2 separate regions of the Homo sapiens genome follow, and region 2 is linked to region 1. A link is a loop called in an ENCODE intact Hi-C map of the cell type or tissue named here. Cell type or tissue: dorsolateral prefrontal cortex. All regions are shown on one strand. Each heading gives the region's core, and the rest is flanking DNA. Links, peaks and the distances in the headings are about the cores only. Region 1 holds the start of CADM2 (cell adhesion molecule 2). Region 2 overlaps CADM2 (cell adhesion molecule 2).

Evidence for each region. A loop is a pair of places that touch in the nucleus more often than their neighbours do. Peaks named below come from ENCODE experiments on the same cell type or tissue, not always from the same donor. Only the 100,000 strongest peaks of a DNase experiment are listed, where the experiment ranks them.
Region 2: a loop joins it to region 1, with 6 times the contacts of the local background. A loop is called at or near these places in 7 of 110 quality-filtered maps.

Annotation. Positions count from the first base shown.
Region 1 is chr3:84,950,734-84,962,381 of GRCh38, reverse strand. It overlaps CADM2 (cell adhesion molecule 2), which reads right to left and starts at 3,393. Exons shown (of 10, transcript NM_001167675.2): 1 at 2,714-3,393. The coding sequence starts at 2,774. RefSeq lists an enhancer at 686-1,228. In dorsolateral prefrontal cortex, for the core only: a CTCF peak has its summit at 3,684 (motif pointing right); DNase peaks (open chromatin) are centred at 591, 2,481, 2,651, 3,451 and 2 weaker places; H3K4me3 peaks cover 4,340 bases; H3K27ac peaks cover 4,780 bases.
Region 2 is chr3:85,568,218-85,576,217 of GRCh38, reverse strand. The region is part of intron 1 of CADM2 (cell adhesion molecule 2); the gene reads right to left. Among named protein-coding and RNA genes, the nearest start is that of MIR5688, 190 kb to the right of the region's middle. RefSeq lists an enhancer at 1-130. In dorsolateral prefrontal cortex, for the core only: no CTCF peak of the experiment used is centred there; no DNase peak of the experiment used is centred there.

The DNA of each region.
Region 1 (11,648 bases), core at 1-8,000:
TGTCTGTGGAGCAGTGTTTGATGAATAAATGTGAGGCAGCCATAAACATGAGAAGACAATCCAGTGGTGCTTTGTGCCCCCTCCTCTTTCTTTCTTTTTTTTTTTTTTAAATCCTCGTATCTCTTTTAGTGTATTCATATGGCCTGATCTAAGATGCTCCTAAGTCCACAGACATGGATGGACTTGTGCTCTTTCCCTGGTTGCTGTATAGAACCTTTATTTATTTATTTATTTATTTATTGGACCTAATGCTGGTGTTGCTGCTGGTTGCAGTGGTGCATTTTCTCGGCTATACTCACACCCCTTCCCCGCACCCCCCGCTCCCCAGTCTGCTGTGAAAAGCAGCACTGTCTTAATCATTGGTTTACATACTCAATAAAAGAGACTCATGCCTGAATGCTGCTGATGGAATCTCTCCGGGTAGAGAAAGAGTAAATCCTCCTCCAGGCTGAGAGAGAGGCACCAGCAAACAGTTATTTCGCACTGCACTGAATAGACAATTCACAGGGAAATGTTGAAGGAAGAGAGGAGGCGACCCCAAGTGCAGTCCATGGCCCACATGCTCTATAATAAATAATTTCGCAGCAGCCCAGCAGTGTGTGCATTGACCGGCCGGGGCCAGCACACACAGATTGGCAGGGAAAATACATCTAGCGGTGTCGAATTTTCATTGCAATCACCAAATTAACTGATTCCCCCACATCACACTCCCCCAACACGGCACACGCCGGCGCGCGCGCGCGCACACACACACACATACACACACACACAGCAGAGCTGAGAAATGCAAGTTACTGAGAGGTGAAGTAGGGTCTCTGTGAGATTGTCTCAGCGCGGATTAAAAACCTAAGTAACGTGTCAGACACCCGGGTTACTTGTGTGAGGATGGGGGTGTGAAAGGTGAGAAATGGGACTCGGCGGTGTACGCAGGGAGAATGTGCTGTCTGCCTTCACGGAGATTCTGGCACACATGACATATCTGAAATTTACACCCAACGTAAAATACACAAAAGTACCACCAAAATTTTCTACACAAGATCTCTACAAGGTCAGTTAGTTAATTCAGGAAAATTCTGCCCACCGCCTCTTTTTTCACATTCATAAATATGCATAAATAAAATTCGGTCCCCAGTCTATATCCCGGAGGAGGGCAGGAGAGAGGATGCATTCCAAGAACTTGCTGAAAGATGGTTCATTGACCTCATTTAAATCCTCCAAAGGCCGACTGGGTTTTGCACGCCAGTGAGTCTACGTGTGTCTTACTTTCAGATCCCTTTTACCCAGGGAAAAATTAATTTGATCAACTTACCTTTCCTGCAAATACCCAAATAATGACAGAAGGATTAGAGGCAGGCAAAGAAAAAAAATCTAGTCACCTAGCTTAAAAAATATTCTATCAATCATCATTTCACATCCATCCTTGCTATATCTCACACTCAAGCCACATCCCTATACTATTCTCTTCAAAGCAACAATCTTCCGCCTTACAGCCCCTGCCCACCTAGCCCTAGCACGCCGCCCCTGCCTCCTCCACCACCCAAAGTGTCCTCATGCACTCCTGTACTATGCATTGCCATTTATTTCATAATCAGCATCGTCCTCCCATTCCACACAGCCCCCTCACTCCCTCCTCCAAAAAAGAGGGTCTGGAGAAAAGTGAACCCAGATTCCTTAGCCATCCGGCATCCAAACCCAGTGATTTGCATAATAACAGCGTTTTGTGCGGTTTCCCTCCACTGCTGCGGTCGCAGAGGTTCTTACATTTCACGTGAAAGGATAATATTAATTACGGAAAGAAGCGGCAGAGAGAGGATGGAGAGGTAGGAAATCTAAGTGAAAATATCTTAGCAGTAAAGTAACTGCTAGGGAGCATATATTTCTTTGGTTAAAAAAAAAAAGAAACGACACAGACTGAATAATAAAAAGTCAATGTGTTGATAAAGTGGGTTTGGGTCTTTTAATTTTTTTGCCTTTTCTCCCCTTTCTTAAATTCTTGGTTTATTTATTCATTCATTCACTCATTTTTTCTTTTTTCTTATTCTTTTTCCTTTCTTTTTCTTTTCTTTTCTTTTTTTTTAAATCCCAGACAGAGTCCCCTCTCTCTTCCTAGGTAAATGACACGTCTCAGAACACATTTCCCCCCCGGGGATGTTATTGCAATGCACACGGTGCTGTCGCTGCTGCTGTTCTCGCCCGTCTTGGTAGCTCGCTCCCAGGCTCTCACACACTTTTTAAAGACACACGGATATGATGATGGTGGGAAGAGGGGGAAAAGAAAAGGCGACCTGAAAAGGGGGAGGTTAAAGAGATGACAAGAGATGGAGAGGGTCGCTCAAGAGCGTGATGTGGGAGGTGGCTGGTGGGGGTTGTCGGGAGGGTGGAATGTTCAGAGAGGCACAAGTTGCCAGCCAAAAGGCGTGGGAGGGGGATGCTGGCGGGAATGGAGTGAGATGAAGGAAGCTCAGGTGAATGAGAAGGCAAAAGGTGCCGCGTAAGGGGCTGACTGCTGGGAAGGCAGGGCTGAGCCAGTGTTAGAAATTCGAGGGGCTGGTGCAAACTGCCACTGCCCCCTGCCGCACCAGAGAGTAGGGGGAGGGGGTGGAAATCGCTGGGGACAGGGAGACTGGGAGGGGAGAGTGGAAATATGGGGTGGAATGGGGAAGATGGGGAATGGGCGAGAAGTTGATGTTCCCTGCGCCGGGGCGGGGATTACCTTGTAGCAGGAGCCCGCAGACACTGTAGAAGCGGAGAACGGCGCTGCGTTTCCAAATCATGGTCCCTTCTCTAAAGGGCTGGGGAAGGAACGAGGGGGCAAGTAGATGCTGGTGAGCGGGGCACGAGAGTGCAGGGCTCCGCTGGTGTCCTCCTCCCGGCGCCCGCCGGACCCACCGTCCCCACCGCTGCGGTGTTCGAACCCGCGGACTCGGATCGGCGGCAGCAGAAGCGGCAGCGGCAAAGCACCCGCAGAATGGGGTATCGCGAAATAGTTTCTTCTCCTCCTCCTCCTGCTGGTGGTGCAGCCGCGACAGCCCGTCTTCCAGGCAGGGGTTTGGAGCTTGCCTTCCTCTCGGCGCGCACAGCAAGTCCCAGAGCCCGCCGGGGCTGCCCGAGCAGGTGGTGCAGGGATGCCGGGGTGTTGGAGAAGGTGCGGGCGAGGGCTGCAAGGAGTGGGTAGGTCACGGAGGGGAAGGGCTGGGGGAGAGGAGGAGCAAGCAAGCAGCACTGCCGCTCGCGCCCGGGGTGTCTCGGGGTCCTGGGAGGGGAGGTAGAAGCAGTGGAAGCAGCGCTAGTGGCGGTAGCAGCGGCAGCGGCGGCGGCAGTGGCGGCTCCCGGATGCTCCGGCTGCAGCGGCGGCTGTGGCGGCAGCGGCAGCGGCGACGGCGGCAGCTCTACGAAGCACCAGACACAAGGGCAAGCTCAGAGCGGCGGAGGCCCCGCCCCCACCCCGGCCAGGGACAGACACCGCCCCCCGGCCAATGGAAACTCCCCCGCCCACCAGGTCTGGCCAATGAGAGAAGGGGATGGGTGGAGACAAGCGCCGGGAAAAACAAACAGGCTTCTCAAGGACCCTTCGGGCAGGAAGAACTGAAGCCCCCATTCAGCACCCCTGGCGGATCTTACCTCTTTAGAGATGTCTCGCCCGAACTTGCAGGCGAGACAACTGCCTTCATTAATCAGCGCTTTGCACTCAGGAAGGGTTCAGCCAATCGCCACCGCGAGGGGGCGGGGTTAGCCGTGTCCCCAGCATGTTCTGGAATTCGTGGTGCCTGGGCCAGGTCCTGGGTGCGAGGTTCTTCTGCGCATTTGGACTCCTAGAGCAGATGGTGGCTGCACCTGCCCACTCACCAGCTGCAGTAGCAATCTCTGACGATTCCAGCAGCAAAAGGGAAAGATTGCAGAGGGCGTGGGAGAGGCTAAGTATAGGGAGTGGAACACCTACCTGCCTACAAGAACTTGTGCAAAAAAGGAAAAACAAGTGGAGGAAATAATTTTGTTGTTGTTGTTGTTCAGAGGTTTTACTTAGTCTAGGTATAAATCTCAGTAGAGCTTGGTGAGTAGCAGTGCTGGCACTGGCATCAGGCAGCCTTTGGTTCAAATAGCATAGCTGTCGCTTCATGTTTTATAATATTTGATGATTTACTTGAACGTTTAAGTCTAAAGCCTCCTCAACTGCAAAACCAGGATAATAGTACTTAAAGAGTTGTAAGGATTAAGTGAGAAAGCAATCATGTTAGCGTAAGTCCATGCAATGCGTACATACTTTAAAAATGGTGACTCTAGCTGTTTATTGGGATTTTTCTAATTCTGGATAGCAGGAAATCTTAGGCAAGCCTCTTTAAAATGTTTTAACAATAGCCTTACGAGGGGAGAGAGGCAGAAGTGCACTTTTTTAATGGACCTAACCAAAAGGAGTCACAGAAACTCAGGAAGCTGGAAAGAGCCACCTCTATAAATCAACACCCTGAAATGTGTCCTTTAGAAGAGGAGACATAAATGAGCAAGACATAAATGAATCAGAAGTTGTGTTTCTAAATGAGCTTAATTCCCAGGTTTTCCCTATGACCAGTTTTTAATTGGACCAAATTGGCAGATGATGGACTGGTTCAGTAGTGTTAAATCAGTCACACCATAAATAAAGTCGGCTTTGTTTGAGAGACTACACAATAGAAACCTGCAAGCAAGAAGACAGAGGGAAAGATGAGAGGCAAGATCAATATTGATGCCCTTCACTCTTTCCCATTTGTTGCTTACTTTGCCACAACCTTTTGCAAATTCAACCCTTGCCTTTTAACTAATGACCCATTCATTTCTCTGCCCACCTTTCTCCCCAGGTTCTCAAAATTAAGGAACAAAATGTCCATAATAAAACTGCAAGCACATTCTTGAAGAAAGATGTGTGAATACCTGTGTTATTGTAGGAGATAGTTGCCTACTGTGAGTTTTAGCTGTTAGGAAAGTCAGTCAGTGAGTCCACAGATACTGCTATCATTTAACCTATTGTGAGGATCAAAAGGTGAAATTCTAATCATTATTGACTCACGCTTAGGTTTTGTGTCAGGGAGAATATAACAAATGGAAATGCCAAAGAAGTTAGGATTTGTTTATTGAAATGGTAGTCGGAGTTTCTGGGTTCTAATGCACATGCTGCTTCTAGCTGTATGACCTTGGGCATATATTCAACTTCCTTGACCCTCAGTGGCCTCAACTATAATATGAAGGAGCTGGACTTAATTACTTATAAAGCTACATTGAGCAATAGAAAAAAAAACTTTAAGATTATTATATTGAAGAAAATACCCCATTTGAGCATGAATATATAGGCATTTGTAACCAATACTCTGAAAAAGAGTCTTCTTCTGAGTCTTGTTGATAACCATGACAGCAATTTGGATTTGTACCCTCATATAATCTATAGCGTTACTACTAAATATGTGGTTCTCAGACCAGCAGCACCAGCAACACCTAAGAATTTATCAGGACAGCAGAATCTCAGCCCTGCCCCATACCTGCGGAGTCAGAATCTTCATTATACCAAGATTTGTAGTGATTTGTACGCACACAAAGTTTGAGAAGCACTGGTCTTTAACACTATTTTGCCACATACTCACCCCCAGGGATAATTTCAGTGGGCAATCTCTGAAACGGAAGAGCCTAAAAAGCCTAGGGGATTTTTGGTAAATTACTGCTTTCAGAAACTCATGACAAAAGTAACTCCATTGGTAAACTATGAAACAAAATGATTAATTTAATTAGTTTTTTTTAAGTTGAAAGTTTGATTAAGTGAGAGTCATGAACTTTCTTGTGATTAAGGGCTCTCTTTAGCCCATACACCCAGGGGACTAGAAGTGAAATGTGCACTGATTGCATTTATGGGAGAAAAATACTGAAAACATAAACTCTGGTCATTTGGATAAATAATGTCAGATTCATGTACAAAGAACAGATAATACTCTATTTTTCAAGTAGTCTATTCTTAGATACTATTACACAATTAATTTAAAAATTGCCAGTACTCAATGTTGTGAGATATTTGAATATTTTAGAAAAATGTGACATTGTCAAAATGTTATATAGACTTGTACGAATAAATACATTTCTAAAACTTACAGCTGTTCTGTGAATACAATTAAATATCTTCCAGTATCTTCATTTCATAGGTTTAAGGTTATATTGTCTACATATATCATCAATGTGGCAGTAAATGTATAAATTAACTGACCCCATAGGAATCATCAATTAATTAGTTTCATAAATTGCCAAAAGATGGCATCTATCCACGCATCCCTATATGCAATAGTTTGAAATATTAAACCTGTTTGCAAAATTTTCTTTACTTTCTTTATAATTAAGCCCCGTATTCTCTTTCACTTCATGGCAAAAATATTTTTAAATATTTAATTAAGTGTTTTGAAATCCAATATAAAACGAAGAGAAATTAATGCCTTACAAGCAAGTAATTCATTAGTAATTAATGTATTATATAAAAGATAGTTTATATTTTGTTCTGCCTTGAACATATTGGTCCTCTTTCTTTATACTATCACAGAATAAGATGGCAACCTCCTCCTCCTCTCTCAGTAGTACCAAAGATAGGTTTTTTTTTAAGGTAGTTATCACAGAAGAGACTACAGTTAGCTTATATTTTATGACTGTTTCTACCACAGTTGAAAGTATTGAAATTTATTCTGACTGTGATGATTATGCTCTTTTACACTTTTGGGAGCCAAGTAAACTGTCTACGGTTTTAATTATGCTAAAAATATTGAAATGAAAATGGGAAAACAAATGTCACTTTTATCACTATGGATAAATTTCCTGTGATTTCACATGGTTCACCAGAACATTTATATTTCTCTTTTAAAATGCTAAATTTAGGGGAAATATCTAATTTTTTTAAAATATACAGTCATTCCCAGAACTGAAAATCTAAAAATTCATGCTAAATTGACTCTCATAGCAAATTGACCCTTGTAGTAAATTGACCTAGAAAAACAGATTTCATGGCCTGGTGAAAATGTACACCATTGTGGAAGAAAATTAGCTTATTGAGTACTGGAAACATTGATTGTCATTCTCCTTGCTTGCTAGCATTTTAAGTATGAGATAATCTGCCTGTGTTGCAGAAATGTTAAGAATTTATAGGCATAGTATATAGTATATACACCACAATATAAGTAGTATTAATATATATGATGTGTGTATATGGTTGGTATATGTATTTTTGTATATATATACAAAATGGTTTGTATGGTTGGTATATGTATTTTTTGTATATATTTATGGCAATATTTACTGCTTTAGATAGTTTTTTAACTTACAATTTTGCTACTGTTTATAAAACACTCAGTGTCCCTCTTCAAAATATAACCTATTATTTTACCTCACCCCACTCCACATGTCTTATTATTAGAATTTCATGTTATGTTGATGAAAGTATATAAAAGTAATGAAAATAAATTCACAAATTTTCAGAAATGTATAACCTCAAAATGATCTCTTCCTTCCTTTTTATATAGCTACATCAAGTAGCAATATGATCAACATCTTCACCTTCTCTCGTTTTAAAATATGCAATCACAACGTATAGAGTGCAAATGACCTAATGATCTTATGTAGTGTAAATTCTATTTATACAATGATTGAATGTAAATGATCTAAGATATGTGGCCATCATGTACTTTCTTAAACTCATCAAGAAGGATAATTCCTTTCTCTACATTTTCCTCAGGACAAGCACATATTAACCCTAATTCATAGATGATCATATGATCCTTGAGTTTAACAGCAGGTAATACGTAAAATGGAAGTTTTGCAAATAATCATCTATAAACGGAAACAACCTGAAGATCACTGTCTACTTTTGAACATAATCATACTGAAAATTGACTTCATTAAAAAAAACCAAGTAAACAACAACAAAAAAAACTTTCACAACAATGACTCTATAGCTATTCAAGCCAATTTTATTCCTGACATATAATTTTTTGCATGTGGAGTTTTTTTTTCCCTGCAACACTCCTATTGGAGATCATCATATTTGTCATTTCCTTACATTACCAAAGAGTCTGTCCAAATGTGACATTCTCAGTGAGGCATTGCTGATAACCCTTTTCCTCTTCACCCCTACCTCCTCTGGTCACTCTTCATGCTTCTAATTTTATTTTTCTTCGTATCATTTGTAAACTTGAACTTATATAATTTAAATCATTTATTTACATGTGTGTTTGTTTTTCTCCCCAACTAAAATGTAAGTGGCAAGAAGAATGCAGGGACTTTGGCTTGTTGATCAAATTTTTGGCAGCTAAAAATAAACATAGTAATCACTCAATATGTGTTTGCTAAAGGAATGGGTGTCTGGTTTATCCTGTAAAAATATAGATTCCTTTATCTTTCCTCTGTGTCTGTTTTAAGGGCAGTATTTCCCTATGTAAGTAATTCTAAGTATTCTTAAGTGGAATGGCTCGAACTAAAAGATTCTGCACTTAAAAAATTATTTCTATTTTCATTTACAAAAGAAGTCCATATGGGCTGTTACAAATATAAGCTGTGGAGAAATAAATAAAATTCCACTCCCCATTCATAATAATTGTTGACCTTTTTTTGGGGGTGGGGGTGGGGGGTGGGGACACTGTCTCTGTCCCCCAGGCCAGAGTCAATGGCGCAATCTCGGCTCACCGCAACCTCTGCCTCCCGGGGTCAAGTGACTCTCGTGCCTCAGCCTCCCTAGTAGCTGGGATTACAGGTGTGTGCCAGCACGCCTGGCTGAGTTTTGCATTTTTAGTAGATACAAGGTTTCACCATGTTGCCCAGGATGGATTGAAATTTTGACCTCTAGTGATCCACCTGCCTTGGCCTCCCAAAGTGCTGGGATTATAGGCATGAGCCACTGCGCCCAGCAGATTGTTCACCATTTCTTAACTGTTCCTGACTTTTTCAGCCACAAGCAGTTTGGAATAAATAAATAAGAAAACCTATAGTCATTTATTAAAGTGTGCATTTTTTAAGTGTCAGTGACTGTTTTTTAGTGTGAATCTTTGTGTTTCCTTAGAGCAGAAGATTCTTTGTATTTGCATTACCATTTAATACAATTTCTGTTAGGAATATTACGAGTACTTCTATGGAATGAGAAGGGCAGACTAAAAATACTGAAACCAACTAAGGACCCTGTTTCTTGACCCAGATTGACTAAATAACAGGAGCTATCTTGGTAATTCACATAGCTGAAATAAAGGAATTGTGAAGAACATTAGGATTTTACTGATTTTTTATAAACCCAAGCTAAATTAAACTACCTTAAAATCTCACTATTGTAAATAGCCAATTTTATACACATCTCTAAGGAACATCTGATTTGTACCTTGATACAATAAAAAGAAAAAATAAAAGCAATAAAGCATCTTGAAGTAGCAAACTAACAATTACTAAAAGAACAGAAGAGAATAGCAGGAAATGGATCTGGAAGGTAACATACAAGTTACAAAATAGTATGGCTTAAAAAATATGGCTTTTTCTCTAGAGCTGTGCTGTCCACCAGGTAGGTACTAAGCATGAATGGCTATTTAAATTTTGATTTAAAATAATTAAAATGCAATTAAATTTAAATTATGCACTTTTGTCATACTAGTTAAATTTTAAGCACCCAATAGCCACATGTGGCTAGTGACTGCTGTATTGAACAGCACAGATAAGAACATTTTCATTATCACAGAAAGTTCTACTGGATAGCACTGTCTACTATATCAAAATCTGTTTTTGTCTGAGTTCTCCAGAGAAACTGAGCTATTCAGAAGTCTGTATATGTGTGTGTGTGTATGTGGCATCTATACCATAATGATGTTTATTTATTTATTTGTATCATTATTATATTGAGACAGGGCCTTGCTCTGTCACCCAAGCTGGAGTGCAGTGTGGCTGGATCTTGACTCACTGCAGCCTTGACCTCCCTGGGCTCAGGTGATCTTTTCACCTCAGCCTCCCGAGTAGCTGGGACTACAAGCGTACGCCACCATGTCTGGTTTATTTTTGTGTTTTTTGCAGAGACAGGATTTTGCCGTGTTGCCCAGGCTGATCTCGAATTACTAGGCTCAAGAGATCTGCCTGTCTCAGCCTCCCAAAGTGCTGGGTTTATATGCATGAGCCATTGTGCCTGGATTGTTTTTTAATTTTTATTTTTTGTGAGTACATAGTAGGTGTATATATTTATGGAGTACATAAGATGTTTTGACACAGGCATGCAATGCATAATAATCACATCTTGCAGAATGAGGTATCCATCCCCTCAAGCATTTATCCATTGTGTTACAAACAATCCAACTATACTTTATAATAACTTATTTTAAAATCTACAATTAAATTATTAGTGACTAGAGTGACCCTATTATGTTATCTAATGGTAGGTCTTATTTATTCTAACTTTTTTTGTTTTTTTGAGATGGAGTCTCACTCTGTCGCCCAAGCTGGAGTGCAGTGGTGTCATCTGGGCTCACTGCAAGCTCCGCCTCCCGGGTTCCCGCCATTCTCCTGCCTCAGCCTCCTGAGTAGCTGGGACTACAGGCACCCGCCACAGCGCCAGGCTAATTTTTTGTATTTTTATTAGAGACGTGGTTTCACCGTGTTAGCCAGGATGGTCTGGATCTCCTGACCTCGTGATCCGCCCGCCTTGGCCTCCCAAAGTGCTAGGATTACAGGCGTGAGCCACCGCGCCCGGCCCTATTTTTTTTTTTACACCCGTTAACCATCCCCACCTTTCTCCAATTCCCCTATTACAATTCCCAGTCCCTGGTAAACATTCTTCCACTCTCTGCGACCATGAGTTCAATTGTTATGATCTTATATCCCACAAATAACTGATAACGTGATGTTTATCTTTCTATGCTTGGCTTATTTCACTTAATGTAATGATCTCCAGTTCCATCCATGTCGTTGCAAATAACAGGATCTCATTCTTTTTCACAGCTGAATAGTACTCCATTGTATATATGTACCACTTTTCCTTTATCCATTTCTTTATCCAAAATTTTGAAATTTTGGCGATTGTGAACAGTGCTGTAACAAACAAAGAAGTGCAGATATCTCTTAAATATACTGATTTCCTTTCTTTTGGGTATATACCCAGCAGTGACATTGTGGGATCTTATGATACCTCTATTTTTAGTTTGTTGAGGAACCTCCAAACTGTTCTCCATAGTGTTTGCACAAATTTGCATTTCCATCAACAGCATAGAATGGTTCCCTTTTCTCCCCATCCTCACCAGCATTTGCGATTACCTGCCTTTTGGACATAAGCTATTTTAATTCCTGTGAGTTGATATTCATTGTAGTTTTGATTTGCATTTCCCTGATAATCAATGATGTTGAGCACCTTTTCATATGCCTGTTTGCCATCTGTATGTTTTCTTTTGAGAAATGTGTATTGAAATATTTTGCCCATGGGTTTTTTTTTTTTTTATCAGATTATGATTTTCTTTTTCATGTAGAGTTGTTTGAGCTCTTTATACTTTCTGGTTATAAATCCCTCCCAATCTGTGGGTGGTTTTTTTATTTTATTGATTGTTTCCTTTGCTGTGCAGAAGCTTTTTAACTTGATGTGATCTCATTTGTCCATTTTTGCTTTGGTTTCCTGTGCTTTTGGGATATTACTCAAGAAA
Region 2 (8,000 bases), core at 1-8,000, 610 kb before region 1:
TTCTCTAAGAAAATAACTTTTTATTGAAGACATAAATTTAATGTTTACATAACTAATTTTTATAATAAATAAATTATGTTAAAACAAAGTTGACAATCTGGTAGTTATACTAAGAGGTGTCACATGATTCACTATATAGAAATGCAAAATCATTTATGGAGTGAACTTTTGGCTAGACAGTTTCCATGGATTGTGCTAAAATTCACAAAACCCTCTAGGAAAAATACTATTATTACCTCTGTTATGAATGAGGGCACTGAGGTTCAAAAAGGTTAGAGAAGTCTTGAGCGCTTAGTATTTTCACTTCTGTCTACACGTAGGTGTCATCTTCAGTACATACTCATTCTATGCTGAATAATTTGCAGTTTCCTGAAAATTCTTATTTTTACATATTTTTGCATGCTCTTTTAAAATCTATCTGTAATATATTCCTATACACAGTTCCCCTTCCTTTTTCCCACCCAACAGTTTGACATCATACTATCATGCAAGTGTCATCTCAAAACATACTTTTTGTGAAAGAACCTAGTCTTCACATATAATCATTAAGCCATGTTCTATAATCCTATCTTCTTTATTTTACATAAAAATTTAGCATACTGTTAGATAACAAGCTACTATTTCAATCATTTATTTTATTTTATTTTATTTTTTATGTTTTGTTTTTGAGACGGAGTCTCGCTCTGTCGCCCAGGCTGGAGTGCAGTGGTGCCATCTCGGCTCACTGCAAGCTTCGCCTCCAGGGTTCACGCCATTCTCCTGCCTCAGCTTCCCGTGTAGCTGGGAGTACAGATGCCCGCCACCACGCAAGGCTAATCTTTTGTATTTTTAGTAGAGATGGGGTTTCACCATGTTAGCTAGGATGGTCTGGATCTCCTGACCTTGTGATCCACCCACCTTGGCCTACCAAAGTGCTGGGATTACAGGCGTGAGCCACTGCGCCCAGCCCAATCATTTTAAAGAGTATATTTTTGGTAAGTTCATGCATTTTCATTGAAGATTCTAATTGAAAATAGAGTAAGCAAAAAAGGAACTTACGGATACACATAAATGAAAATTATAAGAGTAGTCTCATTGATATGGTAGCTAATTCAGACTCATCTCTCTCTACTAGTCACCATCTTAATTTCTTTCTCAGGCTTGCACTGATGGGGAAGGAGGGGCCACTAACTATTACATGCCTAAATATTTTTAAAGAGGGCAATTTTAAAAAGAAAAAGGTGACTCACTCTCCTATAGTCTATCTACTCTCAATAAGGGTAATCAGCTTGAGTAATGGGTCTTTTTGGAGAAAGGGATGGGGTTCTGGGATTAGCTAGGTCACAACCAGGTGCCTCCTGCTGTGACCAGAGAGTTTGCTAAAGTGCTCTACTGACAATTTTATGAGAACCCCCTAGACTGAGGTAGAGGAGAAATTTCTCAACGCACTGATAGAGTCCTCTAATTTGAAAAATAAGAGATATGTACTCTAGATGTATAGCTAAAGAAACATATCATGCAGTAGAGGATTTTACACTGGGTATATATTTTCTATTGTACATTTTACAGAGTTGGAATTTTTGTTTTACTTCGGTTCATTTGAACATTTCTATACTTCTAAAAGAGATGAAACAACTAAGTCTTTGAAGGTTAGTAATACCAGGGAAAGCTGAACAGATTGAGGGACCTTACATGATTCAGCCAGGGAACACTTTTTGCCCTAGAGACATAACAGGAAGACATTCTTGGGCCTATGTATCATTTTACAGAATTGGAACACTGTAGTGGACTGACAGTAAGTGGACCGAAAATGAAGAGAACACACCAAGTTGCTACAGGCAAAGCATACTTGCAAACTAAAATCCTCATTAGCAGCACAAAGCTGGAAGCCAATTTTTTGCTACCTTAGCAGAACCCCAGCCAAGGATGCACTAATTAGACATAGAGATAACCTATGTTGCTAAAGCAAATCCATCCTTTGTTTATGATTAGCCATGGAGTGAGAGCAGTGAGCTTCAAGATCCAAATTCCAGTCATCACTGGTAAGAAGCACAGGAAATGTCTAGGCCTAAAAACTTGCCCAGACTGAGGACTAGAAATATGGTGTTTGCTTAAATGTTAACCCTTCAACCTAACAAAGTCTGATCCCACATAGCTAAGGGTACTAGGTAAAGTGATGAGGAGGAAGGAGGCATAGAGAGACAGATGAAATGTCTCATGGATACATTGGACATAATCTGAAATAACCAGTCAGTATCGTGGACAGCTGGGTAAGCAGAAGCTGAAATTTCAAACATGCTTCACATGTTGCATATGTAGATTACTACAATAGACTCTCAATCCGTATTGGTGATGTGGTGAGGATGGTGAGGATTGGTCTCTGTGGGCAGACATGTCATAAGGACTAGTTAATTAAAGTGATTAGACATTAGTAGTCACAGAGATTTTGAAAATAGTAAAGCAGGGAATAAGATCACGTAAACTTGTAAGCTTTCAACAAGCCACTGTGAATGTCACAATTTGATCATAGATACCTGAGAGATGGACATTGCACAAACACTTCACTTTATGGACAATAATTTGTACAAGAAAAGTTATCATCCTGAGATTACATATTCATGCAAGATCATAACCAGGATTAGAATTCCAAGAGGTTTTAATTCAGTGCCTTTTACAATGTTACACTGATAGTAGTTAATAGAAATATAGCCATTAGAAGCACACACTTTTATATATAGGCTGGGAGCGGTGGCTCACACCTATAATGCCCCTATAATGCCAGCACTTTGGGAGGTCAAGGCGGTGGGTCACCTGAGATCAGAAGTTTGAGACCAGCCTGGCCAGCATGGTGAAACCCGTCTCCTCTAAAAATACAAAACTTAGCTGAGCCTGGTGGCATGCACCAGTAATCCTAACTTCTTGGGAGGCTGAGGCATGAGAATCACTTGAACCCGGGAAGCAGAGATTGTAGTGAGCCAAGATCACACCACTGCACTCCAGCCTGGGCAACAGGCGAGACCTTGCCTCAGTAAATAAATAAATAAATAAATAAATAAATAAATAAATAAATAAATAAATAAAATAAGCACGTTTTTATATATTACATTGAGATTGTCATGTAGATGTTGAAATAAGCTATTTTTGTCGAAATACCCTAACTTTCCCATTTATAACAATAAGATATTTTCTGTTAAAATAGTTCATTAACTAAAATGGACTGCATCTTATGTATACACGATTAGGATAATATGTACAGTGTAATGTTAATTTTAGGTGTTAACTTGTCTGGATTAAGAAATACCTAGAAAGCTAGTAAAGTATTACTTTGGGGTGTGTCTGTGAGTATGTTTCCAGAGGAGATAAAGGTAAGTCTGAGTGGACTACCTGGTGGGAAGATCTATCTTCAGTGTGGTAGGGCACCATCCAATCTGCTGGTGGCTCAGAGAGAACAAAAAGAAAAAGTGAATATGTTAATCTATCTACTGAAGCTGGACTCTTTCTCTCCTGTCCTTGGACAACTTCAGTCCTGCTGGCCTTTGGACTCCAGGACTTAAAGACTAGTGACACCACTGATTCTCAGGCTTTTGGCCTCAGACCAAGAGTTATACCATTGGCTTTTCTTGTTCTGAGGCCTTTGGACTTGAACCAAGACAAATAACAAGCATCCCACGGTCTCCAGCTTGCAGAAGACTCGTCATGAGATTTCTCAGCTTCCATAATCATGCACGCCAATTTCCCTAATAAGTTACCTCTTCCCCGTCTCCCCTCTCTCTGTCTCTCTCTGTCTCTACTCATCTTATTGCTTCTTTCTGGAGAACCCTATAGGTACATGCATTTACATATAAGTATGTTTGTTTCTTAAGTATACAAACTTTTATGCCTCATATATTTTTACATAAAGCTTTGTAACATGAAAATTCACATGAAGTTTATTTATTTTTTATTTACTTTTTACACAGAGTCTTACTCTGTCGCCCAGACTGGAAAGCAGTGGCACAATTGCAACCTCCGCCTCCTGGGTTCAAGTGGTTCTCCTGTCTCAGCCTTCCCAGTAGCTGAGATTCCAGGCATCCGCCACCATGCCCGGCTAATTTTTATATTTTTAGTAGAGACAGGGTTTCGCCATGTTGGTCAGGCTGGTCTCAACTTCCTGACCTCATGTGATCCACCGGCCTCGGCCTCCTAAACTGCTAGGATTACAGGCATGAGTCACCATGCCTGGTCCACATGAAGTTTTGAAATAGAGCTCTAGTAACCTGGCTTGTTAGTAATTGTGTAACTAGCCCAGACTGAAGTTGGTCATATTTTTAACATAGGCAATGTCAAAGCACATTGTATACCATGACTAAACTTCTGCATCTTGGGATCATTTCATTCATGACTATAAGTCATGTAGGGCTGATGTATGTATGTTCAATACCACCTCAAAAGCAGACCTTACAAAATAGTCATTGACTTGCCCATCAATGTCAGAAAATAACTTAACAGGTGCTATAATCTACTAACAACTAGATATAAAAGTTACAATCCAAATATCTTTGGGAGAAACAACATAGCAATTTGAATTCCCAACAAAGCATGAGAAAAATAAGTTTAGCTTAGAGAGTAAGAATTCAATGTGCTATATGGGACATATACAAATATACAAATAATGTTCATTAATAATACAGAAGATTTAACTATTTTAAGTGACCAAGTTGTTATTTATTTTAAACTTCTTTTTTTATCCAATAATTAAATACACACATGTGCACATGCGTGTGCACACAGACACACAGCTGACATTTTCATAAATGAGTGGCCTGCAAAATTTCAGCAGAAAAAAAAAACATCTGGACAATTATAATTGCAAGGTTTCCTAAGCATAAGATTCTAAGGTCATAATTCTATTGCACTAAGTTTTATAAATCAACTGGAAAAAAAGCCATTTTGAGGAAAGGACTCATATGAGAATATCTGACATAAATTATTAACACCTTGAAAGTACATTCATATGGATAATTTATTAATGTTCTTATTTTGCATATTTCTAGATAAAATTATAAGAATTTCATGCCAAATGAATATCTTTGTATGAAATCATCACTTCAGGATGATAGAAACAGAAGTAACAGGAATAACAGCTTCAGGGAGCAACAGACTGGATGCAGTAGAGGAGAACTCTAGAAAATAGACCCGCCCATCAGCGGCTTCACTTATGAGCCCACACTTCACCATCAGTTTTGCATATTTAGCAAGCATAATAATCATGCTTCTAACATTTTGTTATTCTTATAATAAAATGAAAAAAAATCAGGTAGTTCCTCAAAAATCTCATTTCCCTTTTCTGAGCAGCGGTTCTTACTTTTCAATAGCACTCCACACCTGATTAGACTCACACACAATCTTTGTATATTTTCACTGGAAATGGTGTAGAAGATAAATTACCAAGTAATCATTTACTCTCCCAAAACAAGTTTTATTGATTTTCAGATTTGTGGCAATAGATTCTATCTGTAATAGAAGAATCTGGAATTCTATATTTTTCCCTTGGATAATAAGACAACCATCTGTAATAATGTAGGGTATAGCTAATCACTGTGTTAGGTTAGTATTTTTCAATACTTCAATTTAAGTCTCAAAATCAGTTTTTAAAAACGCTACCTATTTTTGTGCTCACAAAAGACCATATGTCTGAAAAAAATCATAATACAGTATGGAGCTCTTTAATGCTACAATATAGACTTTAATTGTTCTTTATGTCTATATGACTGAAAGTAAATATATATCTACAATTTGCATTGGTGGACCCCATTAGCTCATCTCCTTAAAAATGGTTTCATTATTTTATATTCTTTATTTTACTTATTAGAATTATATAACCTTAGTACTTGAGCTTCGTAAAAGATTTCCTCTGTAATATTTGGTGCTCTTCTTGGTAGCCTCTGTTTTGATATGTAATTATTAACTCATGTTTATTTAAGCTTCTGTTGGGATCATTAAAAAATTCCCCAAAAGTCAAGAAAAATGAATTGATGATAGTAGGTAGACAGGCAGATTTCTAAATAAATATATGGACAGAAAAATATATCAGGAAATGTTTCTATTTTTCCAATGACTATCCTTAGGATAAGGATAATTAATTTGTCAAATCTATAAACTACATTCACAAAAGTAATCTAGCTTAAAGGATGATCACTAGCATTTGTGTTATGGAGCTGTGCTCTGAAGAACAGATACATGTTTGAATCATATAAAATGAGCTAGGTTCCTATATAATAGCAACATTCTGCAACTGAAAATTAAAGGAAATGTCCATGGAATTTACATAATTCAGCCAGTTCTGCTTTGCCAATCGAGAATTATATACAAATACTGAATAATGTATTTACAAGACTATTATAAGACACACAGCAATTCCTTCCAACCCTCATTTCTTCTGCCTCAGATTAGGTTTTTCTTTCTAACCTAAGTCACTGAAATCTACTTCTAAGTTACATCATTGACTCTAATTTCTCATTTCATTCTATTTTCTTTTTTTTTTCTTTTTTTTTTTTTGCCATTAGAAAGGTTCCTCTAAAAAACATTGATCTAACCAATCATCCCATATTGGAAACCTAGGATGACACTACACACCTATCGGAATGCTAAAATAAAATATTCAACAAAGAACAACACCAAATGCTGGCAAAGATGTGGGGACAGGGTCACTCGTATATTGCTGGCTGGAAGCTAGAATGGTACAGTGATTTTGCAAGATAATTGGGTAGTTTCTTCAACTGAGTAATTGCACTGCTGGGCATTTATTCCAGGGAAATAGCATACTCACACAAAAAGTTGCACACAAATATTCATAGCAGCTTTATTCTTAATAACCCCAAACTGGAAACAAACCAGATATCCTTCAATGGCTAGATGATTAAATATAATATAGGATAGTCTTACCATGGAATAGCAGTCAGCAAGAAAAAGAAACAAGCCGCTGATAGGTGCAACAATTTACATGCGTCTCATGGGAATAACACTGAAGGAAAAAAAAAGAATCTAAAAGGTACATCCAGTGTGATTTCATTTATACAGCATATGTTAACAAAAGCCAGAAATCAGGATTGGGTGTGGAGGGGAGGTAGGTGTGCCTATAAAAATGCATCACTAGGGATCCTCGTGGTGATAGAGCTGTTTTGGGACTTAACTGTTTCCATGTCAATATCTGAGTTGTGATATTGTAGCACAGTTTTGCAAGATGTTACCATGGGGTGGCAACTGGATGTGAATTTATAATTATGTCAAATTGAGACGTTTGATTAAAATGAAAAACTATGTCAATGTGCCTACAGAGAGGAGTGCAAACTTTAAAATTTCATATAAAACGTTCAGAATATTGTCCGTATTGGAAGGCCGAGGTGGACGGATCACCTGAAGTCAGGAGTTTGAAACCAGCCTAGCCAATATGGTGAAACCCCATCTCCACTAAAAATACAAAAAAAAAATTAGTTTGGTGTGGTGGCTCACGCCTGTAATCCTAGCTACTCGGGAGGCTGAGGCAGGAGAATTGCCTGCTCCCAGGAGGCGGAGGTTGCAGTGAGCCGAGATCCTGCCACTGCACTCCAGCCTCGGCAACAGACAGACTGTAAAAAAAAAAAAAAAGAAAGAGAGGAAAGAAAAGAAGGAAAGAAAGAAAGAAGGAAGGAAGGAAAAGAAAGAAAGAGAAAGAAAGAAAGAAAAGAGAGAGGGAGGGAGGGAGGAAAGAAAGAAAGAAAGAAAGAAAGAAAGAAAGAAAGAAAGAGAGAGAAAGAGAAAGAAAGAAAGAAAGAAAGAAAGAAAGAAAGAAAGAAAGAAAGAAAGAAAGAAAGAAAGAAAGAGGGAGGAAGGAAAGATTGTAGGTAACAATCCTTACCACTCTTTACTGGCTCTGCCTTCTCTCCCTACTTCTACCCTATAAACTATGCTTCATACACTCTAAACTGTGTAAGATTTCTTTCTTGCATTTCTTGTGTACCACTTCGCAGAGTGAATTGTGATTATTTGGACTGTAGTCTGTC